Linked DNA regions of Homo sapiens: region 1 is linked to region 2. Evidence: chromatin contacts called from ENCODE Hi-C or POLR2A ChIA-PET data. All regions are on one chromosome and are shown on one strand. The core of a region is the stretch at or near the end of the contact, and the rest is flanking DNA. Distances in the headings are between cores, read along the strand shown.

Region 1 (5,167 bases), core at 1,817-4,316, 110 kb after region 2:
ATCCACCCACCTTGGCCTCCCAAAGTGCTGGGATTACAGGCGTGAGCCACCTCACCTGGCCACCACCCACCAAAGTTTCTATGCCTTGCCTATTCAGTTTAAAATAAAGAAGTATTTGACCTCTGCTCATGCATGAAAAGATCAGAATTTATAATTTCTGACTGACCTTCAAATTTATTCCAATGTTAACTTTCAGCAAGAGGAACAAAGTAGTTGAAAAATAAATATTTCTTATAACAGCAAATCTGCTATAGGTGCTCAAAAGGCAAAAAAAAAAAAAATCTGTAAAGCACAGAACCACTTGCAAATGGCAAAAACCACAATGTTTGTTCTTTTAAGGAGAATCACATTATCAGTGAAGAATATCAATCACATTTGCTACAAAAGCATTTAAAATATTTTCTCAGTTTGATATCCCAGTTCTCAAATTACGTTCCAAAAACTGAAACAATTCTGATATGTTTACATGCCATTAAATGAACTAATGATTTATTCTCTACTAAAATATTAACCAATATAGCTAATCCTAATGGAATAAACTATAATAAATTTTAAAATTTACAATCTATCTGCCCTAATAATTTTTGGCCCATGCATAATGTAGGCATTTAAACCAGGTATTCTGATTATTTGCTATGTTGCCTGTCTCCTTCTCCAAGCCTTCTCGTGAATAATCACTCTCTCCACCCCCGTGAATATTCTTTGTGCATTTACTAAATCAGAACAGCAGAGCATAGTGCCTAATTGCTTTTTCATTTTCTTGCTATTATTCTTTTTTCCTTAACTCAGATACAGGCTTCTTGAAGACATGGTATATACCTTTAAAGCCTTTTCTGATATCCCAATCATTAACCAAAAAAAAAATTAAAAAATCATCTACAGAAGCCACACTTGCCTTCATTACAGAATTACCCAACCCCTAATGGCTCTCCTCAGGAAGCTCTGCACCTGTGGTTAAAGAGTTCTGTCTCTGTTAGAAATCTTTTTATTGCAAATGGGGGAAGAACATCTCCAACTAGTTTAAACAAAAAAGTATTTTCTACTCATGTAAAAGTCCACACGATGTCGTGACTTCAGATACAGCTTTCTTCAGGACTCAGGTGATATCCCCTCTTTTCTTCACTTTCTTTGAGTTGACTTCATTCTCAGGCTCCCTGCAGTGATTCTTGCAACTTGGGATTCCCAGATCCACCACACACAGTCCAGTGCCGGAAGGAGAGGCCAACAAAAGCTCAAAAAAAGTCTTTGGCTAAGTCCTCTTGGTTGAGACTGGCCAGGTTGGCAGGTGCTGATAGCTTAGCTTGGGGAAAGCCTCCAGCTCTGGAGCCCAGGGCTCCAGACTCAAAACTTGCAGGCTAAGAGGGAAGACAGAGTGGCTTCCAGGAAAAACTGTGGTCAGAGAACAAGAACAAGGAGGGAAAAGACCAGTCCATAGCCACTTGTAGTATCGCATCCCCTTGTGACTTTTAGATGCCCAATAGCAGTATTCGTCTGAGGCTTCCGTATTATGCTGCCGTGATGTTTCCTAGTGGCAAACACCTATGGGACTATCAAACAGAATCTTTGTTTGTTCTTCCAGAAACAATTTTCAAAGCAATGTAATATAAAATGTATAAATATACCAATAGTGTATCTAGACTTCCACTGACTTTCAGTGTGTTCTTCTCAAGCTCTCAATATAATAAAATTATGTGATTTTTTTCATTATCTGTTTTTTGACATTATGAACAACTATAATGCCATAAATAAAAACCTTTTGTTAATTCATAAATATTAATTTGTTGTATTGTCTTCAATTCTTTTTTTTTCTTTTTTTGATAAGAAGTCTTACTCTGTCACCCAGGCTGGAGTGCAGTGGCATTGTCTTCAATTCTTAATAGGGATTCTAAAATACTTCCTTGAGGTAACGGTTCTTTTTTTTGAGATGGAGTTTCACTCTTGTCACCCAGGCTGGAGTGCAATGGCACGATCTCGGCTCACTGGAACCTCCGCCTCCTGGGTTCAAGCGATTCTCCTGCCTCAGCCTCCCAAGTAGCTGGGATTACAGGTGCACACCGCCACACCTGGCTAATTTTTGTATTTTAGTAGCCATGTTGGCCAGGCTGGTCTCAAACTTCTGACCTCATGTGATCCCCCCACCTCAGCCTCCCAAAGTGCTGGAATTACAGGCATGAGCCACCGCGCCCGGCCCTGAGGTAATACTTCTTGACTCGTAATTTTAGTTATATTTACTTCATTTAACATGGCACTAAAAGCTCCCACACAGAGGGGAACATGTTACAGCCTGCTGTTAATGTCTCCCCTGATCCTAGACACCTTTCTTAAGAGGTCCATTCCTTTCAACACTTTCAAGCCAGGTAAACACGTTCACCAGTGTTACTGCCTTTTTCTCTATTGTAAACACTTGAGAAATATGTTAAATGTCATTCTATCATTTCCTCTTCCTCTTGCTTCCCTTTAAATGTTTTGGTAGAAAATACTTTTCCCAGAAATATAACTGAGTTTATTCATCTTTAAAACCGTATCTTTGCATACTATAGAATATTTTTAGGCAATGCCAAGGATTTTTTGTTTTTTTGCCTCTCATCAATTTCTTCTCACATTTACTCTTTTTCATAAAGTTGACTTCTTTTTCATTCAAACTTCTGTCAGATTTCTACTTGTTCTCTCTTCTTTCCCTTAAGACTTGTTTAGTACCTTCTAAAAGATGCCTTCTCCAAACAATTTTTCAGAAGACTAAGATGCTGCTTAAACCTAAAACCACAGTCTTAAAATTATTTTTATTTTTCATCCACATGCAAATTGAAAGACGTGGAGTCATGAAATAAAATATTCTTAAGCTTATTAATATTTTATGTTTACATATACATATGCGGTGAGTCCCAAAATAGTATTTTAAAGTGCTGGATGTTTTTGCCTATTGATTTTAATTAAGTGTACTTTAGGTTGTCTGGATTGCAAGTAAGACAGAAAGGAAAATAGATGAAAAAAATCACAAGCAAGCTTTTTATTCCAGTTCTTGGGGAAAAAACTAATAAGCCACCTCCACAGTGAATTTCTAGTGAGTCATTAACCAGGGATTTGTTGCCTTGGTTACTGAGCCAGGTAGAGATTCCAGTAAAAAAGCAATGTGACCTATAGCTCAAGAAACTGAAGAAGTGAAATTTCTGCATGATGATATTTGCAGTTACTACAGAAAGAAATGAAAAGAGTAAAAAGTATATGTTAAAAGGGAAAAAAAGATTACTTCGATTTTTGACCCCATGTCAAAGATGTTTACAACCACACAACACACACTTTTAAGAATAACATTTCAGTGTTTGTTTCCTTGTGAAATATTACAAGACATAAACCATTTCCAATATATGAGACCTGTCCCACCCTAGAAAACAAAGCACTTGACTCGTCAGTGGTGAATGGACGACATTCCTTTGGTAGAGAATATTGCAGTAACATACATTTACAAGATAAGCATTCAGAAAGCAGAATAATTGGATAGATTTTCCAGGCAACCTATCTCTGTGGCTTTTCCATCACACCGTATCAAAAATTTAAATTACCTGAAGATTGGTACCAAATCTAGAAGCAAAGCAATAACAAAAGGAAGAATTCGAAAGCAAGACTTCAAGCATCATCCTCATCTTTGGCTGTAACTGGCTTTTTCACTAAACTCAGAATCATACTGAAGATATTGATGGTCTACTAACCAACCTCCAGAGATGGCAGAGATTACAATATCTGTGATGATTCATTTTGTTCTGTTTCTCTGGAGAACCCTGACTAATACATTATCCAAGTCCTACTTCCTGCTCTTTTCTGCCAATACTCCAAGCCACACCAGTTTACACTAAAACCAAAATCCAATGGTAGAAAGTAAAAGACTGGCAAAGTCACCACTATCTTATGGATGAGAATAGGACATTTAATAAGAAACCACAAAAATCATAAATTTTGCCAACAACCAAGGCCATGACATAGGCAATAGGACAGCTTCTGTGAAACTGCATGAGCCTCAATTTCCTCCAGGAAATTGCCCAGGAGTAATCATATCCCCTCCAGAAGATAGATTCTTACCAAACTCAAATGAGGTAATACATATGAAGCTCTGGTTAGATAAAAATTGGTATCTTTTCTTTTCTCTTGTTTCCCATCTGGATCTCTTTTACCTCCATTTTTATTTAAAAGATCTGGTTTCCTAAAAGGTTTAAACTTAGAACTCTAAAATTTAAAACATTTTCCATGTACATTCTGGAAGGGCTATTTTTTTCGCTAAGTGCAGTGTCACTATTGACTATTGGTCTGCAACCCTCCTTCAACACATACAAACAAATACTTTGAAACAAAACTGGAAATAAAGGATAAAAGGGAAACAAAACTGGAAATAAAGGATAAAAGGGTAGACAGTGTTGGATCAAGGTGTAAATTCCTAAAACATTTACGTTGTTTAATCCATGCCCAAACTTGAATGCATCATGTAGGGCTCACAGTAGATCTTACAGCCCAGACATGAAGCATTCATGATCAAAATATATTCTCAACCATAAATTACCCTGGGCTTACAATCGTCCCACCATCCTCCTATGTTTAATTGCAGGATTTCTTTCACCATCATTAATCCAATTTGGGAAAGGCTTAAAGTACTCTATTCGAGCTAAGCACCGACTGAGTTAAATGAGATGAATGTTTGGCATCTGTGGTTTATTGCAAATTCAACAGAGGGTGATGAGATTTGCTTTATTCCCAGTCTGGCTTTATTGAGGCTTCTCTTTTTATGAAAGTAATGGGCTTTCTGCCTTTATTTCCTGTCAAAGTTCTTTAATGCTTATTACTTGATATTTATTTGTCCTTTAGCTTTCAGAGGTGGCCAGCTCCTAAGATGTTTAAATATACTGCACAGAATTTGAATTTTCTGGGATTTTTTTCTTTTTTCTATTTTTCAAAAAGGTTAGTTCTTCGTAAGAATTATTTTACTGTTAGTGATAACAAAATGGTAAAAATACTTCTGGGGCTTTTAACTCTGCTTAGTAAAACTATCTTTTTTGTACTTTCTTCATGATTCAAATACCACATTATATTTACTATATATGGGATGATCTTTAGATATTAGCCAATACAATTAAAGACATATAATAATCATATTTGAAAGTATCCATTTTACAAACAACAA
Region 2 (5,215 bases), core at 1,469-3,968:
GCCCTGCCAACACCTTAATATTAGCTCTGTGAAACCCCTGTCCAAATTCTGACCTTCAGAATTATTAATATAAGGCAATATTTATTGTCATGTTTTTGTAAGCCACCAAGTTTGTAGAAAGTTGTCACAGTAGCAATAGAAAAGCGGTAAATCAGGATGAATCAACTTCAATCAAATCCTTTGGGTTGTTCAGTACAGAGTCTAAATTCCAGGGAGAATATCGGATTGGCCTAACCTTGATCACATGACTATTTATTGGGCTGAGAGGGTTGTTATCTTGATTGACAGGGCCACCAAGATGAAAAAAATATTCCTCAAAGCAAAAGCCAAATCAGAGTATGTTACTAGAAGGGGCAATGGGTGCAATATAGGCAAAAACAACAGATGTTTCTACAGTGGAACAGACTTTCATCTTACCCAGAACATTCCCCCACAGGCAACACAGAGATAACCAAAGTTTCACCTGACTTGCCCAAGATTTTACTCCTTAGAAACAAATAAAACTACAACTATCATTAAAAGATCAAATCTGTTGAACAGGTATTTCTCTAAAGAATAATAAGAACCATGAAAAGATACTTAACATTGTAACATCTTTGCATTAGGGAACTGCAAATCAAAATCATAACAAAATAGTACTGCATGCTCATTAGGATGACTATAATCCAAAAGAATAAAAAAGAAAATAACAGGTGTTGGTAGGGATACAGATATAGAGAAACTGGAGCTCTCATGCCTTGCTGGGGGGCATGTAAAATGATTCTGCTGCTTTGGAAAACAGTTTGGTGGTTCCTCAAAAAGTTAAACATATAATCCAACAATTCCACCCAAAAGAATTGAAAGCAGGGTCTAGTACACCAACGTTCATAGCAGCTTTATTCACATCAAGCCAAAGGTGGAAGCAGCCCAAATGTCTACTGATGGATGAGTTGATACACAAAATGTGGTATATATATGCAATGGAATATTATGCAACCATAAGAAGATATGAAGCTCTGATGAAGCCAGACACAAAAGGACAAATATTGTGTGATTCCAGTTGCATTAAGTACCCAGAATAGTCAAATGCATAGAGACAGAATATAGCATAGAGGTGAACAGGGGCCTGGGGATGGGGGAAATGTGGACTTTTTGTTATGGGTACAAAGTTGTTTTTGTGATGATGAAAAAGTTCCAGAAATGGACAGTAGTGATGTGTGCACAACATTGTAAATGTACTTAATGCCATTGAATTATACACTTAAAAGTGGTTTTAAAAATCAAATCTGCATGGCTTATAAATGATTTCATTCATTTAATTATCAAATGTGTATTGAATGCCTCTACTAAATACTGGAGGTATAGTGGAGAGCAAGACAGGCTTAGCCTGTCCCCTAGAAGAGAAGGCAAGTCAAGTTTCCAGGGTGAAAATCTGTGTGTGTCAGCAGGACATGTACGATGGAAGAGGATGAATGTGACTGGAACACTCAGATATTTAGGGAGAATATTGCAAGGAATTTTAGGTGTGTCCTACCGGTCAATGATTAGTCACTGTTCTTTGCATTCCTTTAAAGAAACAGAAACACTCCATTTGCCTGCATGCTCCTGTTAGATATAGTGAACTCCAAGTTTCTCTTCAAAGAATCAGTATGTCACTATGTTCAGCTCTCTTTTTTTTTTGTTATACTTTAAGTTTTATTCTTTGATTCTCCATTTTAAACTTTAACTTTCTGGTTCTCTTCACCCGCTTGCCTCCAGTTTCAGTAAATAACTTCCCCGCCAGTTCTAATCAGTAGTTCACATCTGTTCCCCTGGTCACTTGCTCTGACCTGAATCATCCTGAGTTACCCGTTCTGTAACCGCCCCTCCCACCAAACTACTCACCCTGCCACTCCAGGTCATACCCCTGCTCTCTTTAAAATAGCCAGTGGGAATTAGCTTAGACTGTGCCCTCCAACCCTAGCCGATACTGGAACGACACGGCAGTAGGGGGAATAAGAACCCCCTCCCCTCCCTTGTCCAAATGTACACTTGCCATTACTCCATCCACAAGTTGCACCCTTCTCCAGAAGTAAAACTTGCCTTGCTGAGAAAATTAAATTTCTGTTCGAGTGCTATTTCTTCACCACACAGAGGAACAAGCATTTTGTTGCTAACACTCCTTAAAATCAGAGTAGGCTTCTGCTACTTTGTATCCACCATGATGTGCTTTGCACAGTATGTGCTCAGTACCTGTTTTAGAATTGGATTTGGAAGGCTGAAATGGGAGGATTGCTTGAGCTCAGGAGTTGGACACCAGCCTGGGCAACACGGTAAAACCCTGTCTCTACCAAAAATACAAAAATTAGCCAGGTATGGTGTGCACCTGTAGTCTCAGCTACTCAGGAGGCTGAGGTGGGAGGATCCCTTGAGCCTGGGAGGTGGAGGGAGGTTGCAGTGAGCTGTGGTCGAGCCACCACACTCCAGTCTGGGCAATGGAGCAAGACCCTGTCTCAAAAAAAAAAAAAAAAAAAAAAAAAGATTTGGATTTAATTTCCAACTAGAATCATTGGGGAGGGAAAGGGAAAAACTTTCAAACGTGAAAAATTTTTTGAAGTACTAGATTCTAACACTTCTGATTTGCTGGACTTCCACCCTACATATGTACCAAGGGTCCTCATGTGTTTTACTCCCTAGGCTGAGACTATTTGAGGAGAACATGGAGATCTTCATTCCATTTGGCAGTCCACTGCCTAACTGTTCCTCAAACATGACTCATGAGCAGCAGAACTTTTTTTTGCTCCTGGCAAAATGACCCTCTAGGTACTTCAGTGAACAGATCTCTAATTAGATTCTCTCTTAACAGTCCTTGTAAAGTTGGAGAGGGCTCACCAAGTAATTGGAAAAGTAGTTTAGACTCACAAAGGAAAATAGATTAGACATGTTTTTACAGTGTGCCTCTCAAGTCCAGCTGACTAATTTGCAGTAATTTTCTATTATTGTTTTAGTCTAGGTTTTCCTATTGGTTAAATTTAACTGAATGGGACAAACGAAATGAATGGCAAAGATGCATCATTTACTCTGGGAACCCTGCCTTTAATACTGTTTAATAATTTAATTTGTAGATGGTTAAATTATGTAAATTCCAAGAGGTGTAAAAGGTTCTGAAACTTTTGCTTCTACTGGGCTTTTTAACCCAAAGAATCAAAGGAAAGTTTTGTGACACAAATGACAATGACTTTATGCATTTGTTGTTGCTGCCGTTCTTCAACAAGGTATTAAGAGGCCAGCCATTTCCACAGTTTGCAGATATCAAATATGAATCATAACAGGAAAGCCCACATTCCTCTGATGTAGAAATAAATAGAAAGTGTGTAAGTCTTTCTACCTCTGCTCCATGTCTATTTCCTGATGGGCTGACTAGTTGGAGAGCAATCCCTCTGGAGCAGCTAGACTGACAAACTGAAAAAAATTAGTTGCTTTTATTTGTTTACACATTTTGCCATGGGAGTTTCCAGCAAGCATGTACAATAATAACTTGATAAGTAAATTATGCACTACATCTTATTTCAATTTCTTCTAAGTAAGTTCAACAGAGGAGCTTTCCTTGTTATCCTAAAATCATAAAATGGTAAAACATTCATTTCTGGTATACTTTTTGCTTTCTTTTATTATTCTGTGAGACAATGGCACTTTGTTTTGACAGATGTGACTGAAATATCCTGGCACAGTTGCAAATCAGATTCAGACCAACTAGTTGTAAAGCAAATAGCCAGATGATAGAATGTGTTATTAAGTATTTATGAAGTAATCTGGGAGAACATGCAGCTGGTCCCCTGCTCCTTAATAGATGGAAGAGTTGCCAGTATATTTCACTGATTGATTACATGAATTTCCTTGTTACAATGCTGTATTAAAAAAACGGGATTCTAATCACCTGATGCCTTTTCTCTCAATAACTGTCTTTCTGGAATAAAAAGGGTGCCTATTTTCCTACTAACAGCAGAAACAGCATTTGTTCCAGAGAAATTCTAAATAGACATATATTCAAATATAGATTGTATTCTAGAATTACTTAATTAGATTTGCCTCACTAAGAACTTTGTTTGAAATGAATCATGTTGTCAGTAAGTCACTATATGTAAGTCATAGATCTAGCTATTCTTTAATATACTGGGAAGATATCTTTAGATTTTTCTCAAAAAAAAAAAAAGTCAGCTTGTTTTCCCTGAAATACTGCATAAGCTCAAATGAATGAACAGAATTACATAAGCCTTTTCAGATAAATTTACTTTGAAGCCGAGAATATGTCCAAAACATGTTAGTCCAAAGCTGAACAGTATTGGAAAGTTCCAGTGATTATAAATAGAATTTCTAAATTGAAAATGTCATTTCAGCCTTCTTCTCCACCTCACTGCTGTGATTCTAATAATTGCTCTTGTTGCCTTAATTTCCTTTAGTACAGCGTGACCATTTCCTAGGATCATTGAGTACCGTGTGATCTTTTTCAGTTATATTCAGTAGCGTCATAAAGATTATCTGGTAGGGAAAAACACATACTCATAATATGAATAACTTTGCATAGGTGACCTTTAAAACCACTGGTTAGCTTTCTAAGACACCAACACCCGCAGTAGCAATGGTATCCTTGAAGCCACTTGAGGGTTCATTCCAGTGGTCATTTCCCCTTGCACCTTGGTATAATCTACACAGTAGTATCAAGGTGGGCAGTCTACAACCACAATTATTACAAGTAGTAATTATTCTGATGTACTGCTATGAAAAATTAAATATAGATTTGAAATTTAGGACCTAGATCGGGACAATAAAAATAATCAACTCAAATCATTTCTTTCAGCAAAGCCACAAGTGAAGACACATAACTTTCTCAAAACCCCAGGGCTATTTGGTTGCAGAGCTTAGAATAGAACAGGCATCTCCTACATCCAAGGTCAGTGTTAGACAGGCTACAGCTGATGGTTTTGACTGACACTTATAGAATAAATTATTCTGGAAATATTCTTCTACCATGACTATACTATCAGCCTCAGTATACAGTAAAAACAAACACACAAATATATGTTTAAATCACCGAGAAACAAGAATGGAAAAGATTCATTGTTTACTTCTTGTCAGCCTGAATTTTTATTACAGAAATACAGAAATGCTCATTAATAACTTTTACACACCAAGTAAACTCCAAAAACAGACCAAATAGCTGGTATTTAAGTCTGTTGCTATGTGTCTCTGAATAAGA

What was found. Hi-C counts contacts between places; a loop is a spot of excess contacts on that map. ChIA-PET counts read pairs that join two places held with the same protein, here RNA polymerase II (POLR2A). Pooled maps may share reads with other maps.
Region 1: a map of PC-9 shows a loop between it and region 2 (10-fold over the local background). The contact joins two enhancer-like sites. A Hi-C loop is called at or near these places in 2 of 168 maps with a recorded cell type or tissue (PC-3 and PC-9) and 2 of 50 pooled maps. POLR2A ChIA-PET finds 5 or more read pairs at or near these places in 1 of 52 experiments (activated CD4-positive, alpha-beta T cell).

Annotation. Positions count from the first base shown.
Region 1 is chr18:2,407,810-2,412,976 of GRCh38, forward strand. No RefSeq gene overlaps it. Among named protein-coding and RNA genes, the nearest start is that of METTL4, 160 kb to the right of the region's middle. Within about 2 kb of position 3,067, at least 3 of the 41 ENCODE cell types and tissues checked have a DNase peak (open chromatin) inside an H3K27ac peak, as active enhancers do; they include PC-3 and PC-9, where a contact is called at or near this core.
Region 2 is chr18:2,301,258-2,306,472 of GRCh38, forward strand. No RefSeq gene overlaps it. Among named protein-coding and RNA genes, the nearest start is that of METTL4, 270 kb to the right of the region's middle. Within about 2 kb of position 2,719, at least 5 of the 41 ENCODE cell types and tissues checked have a DNase peak (open chromatin) inside an H3K27ac peak, as active enhancers do; they include PC-3 and PC-9, where a contact is called at or near this core.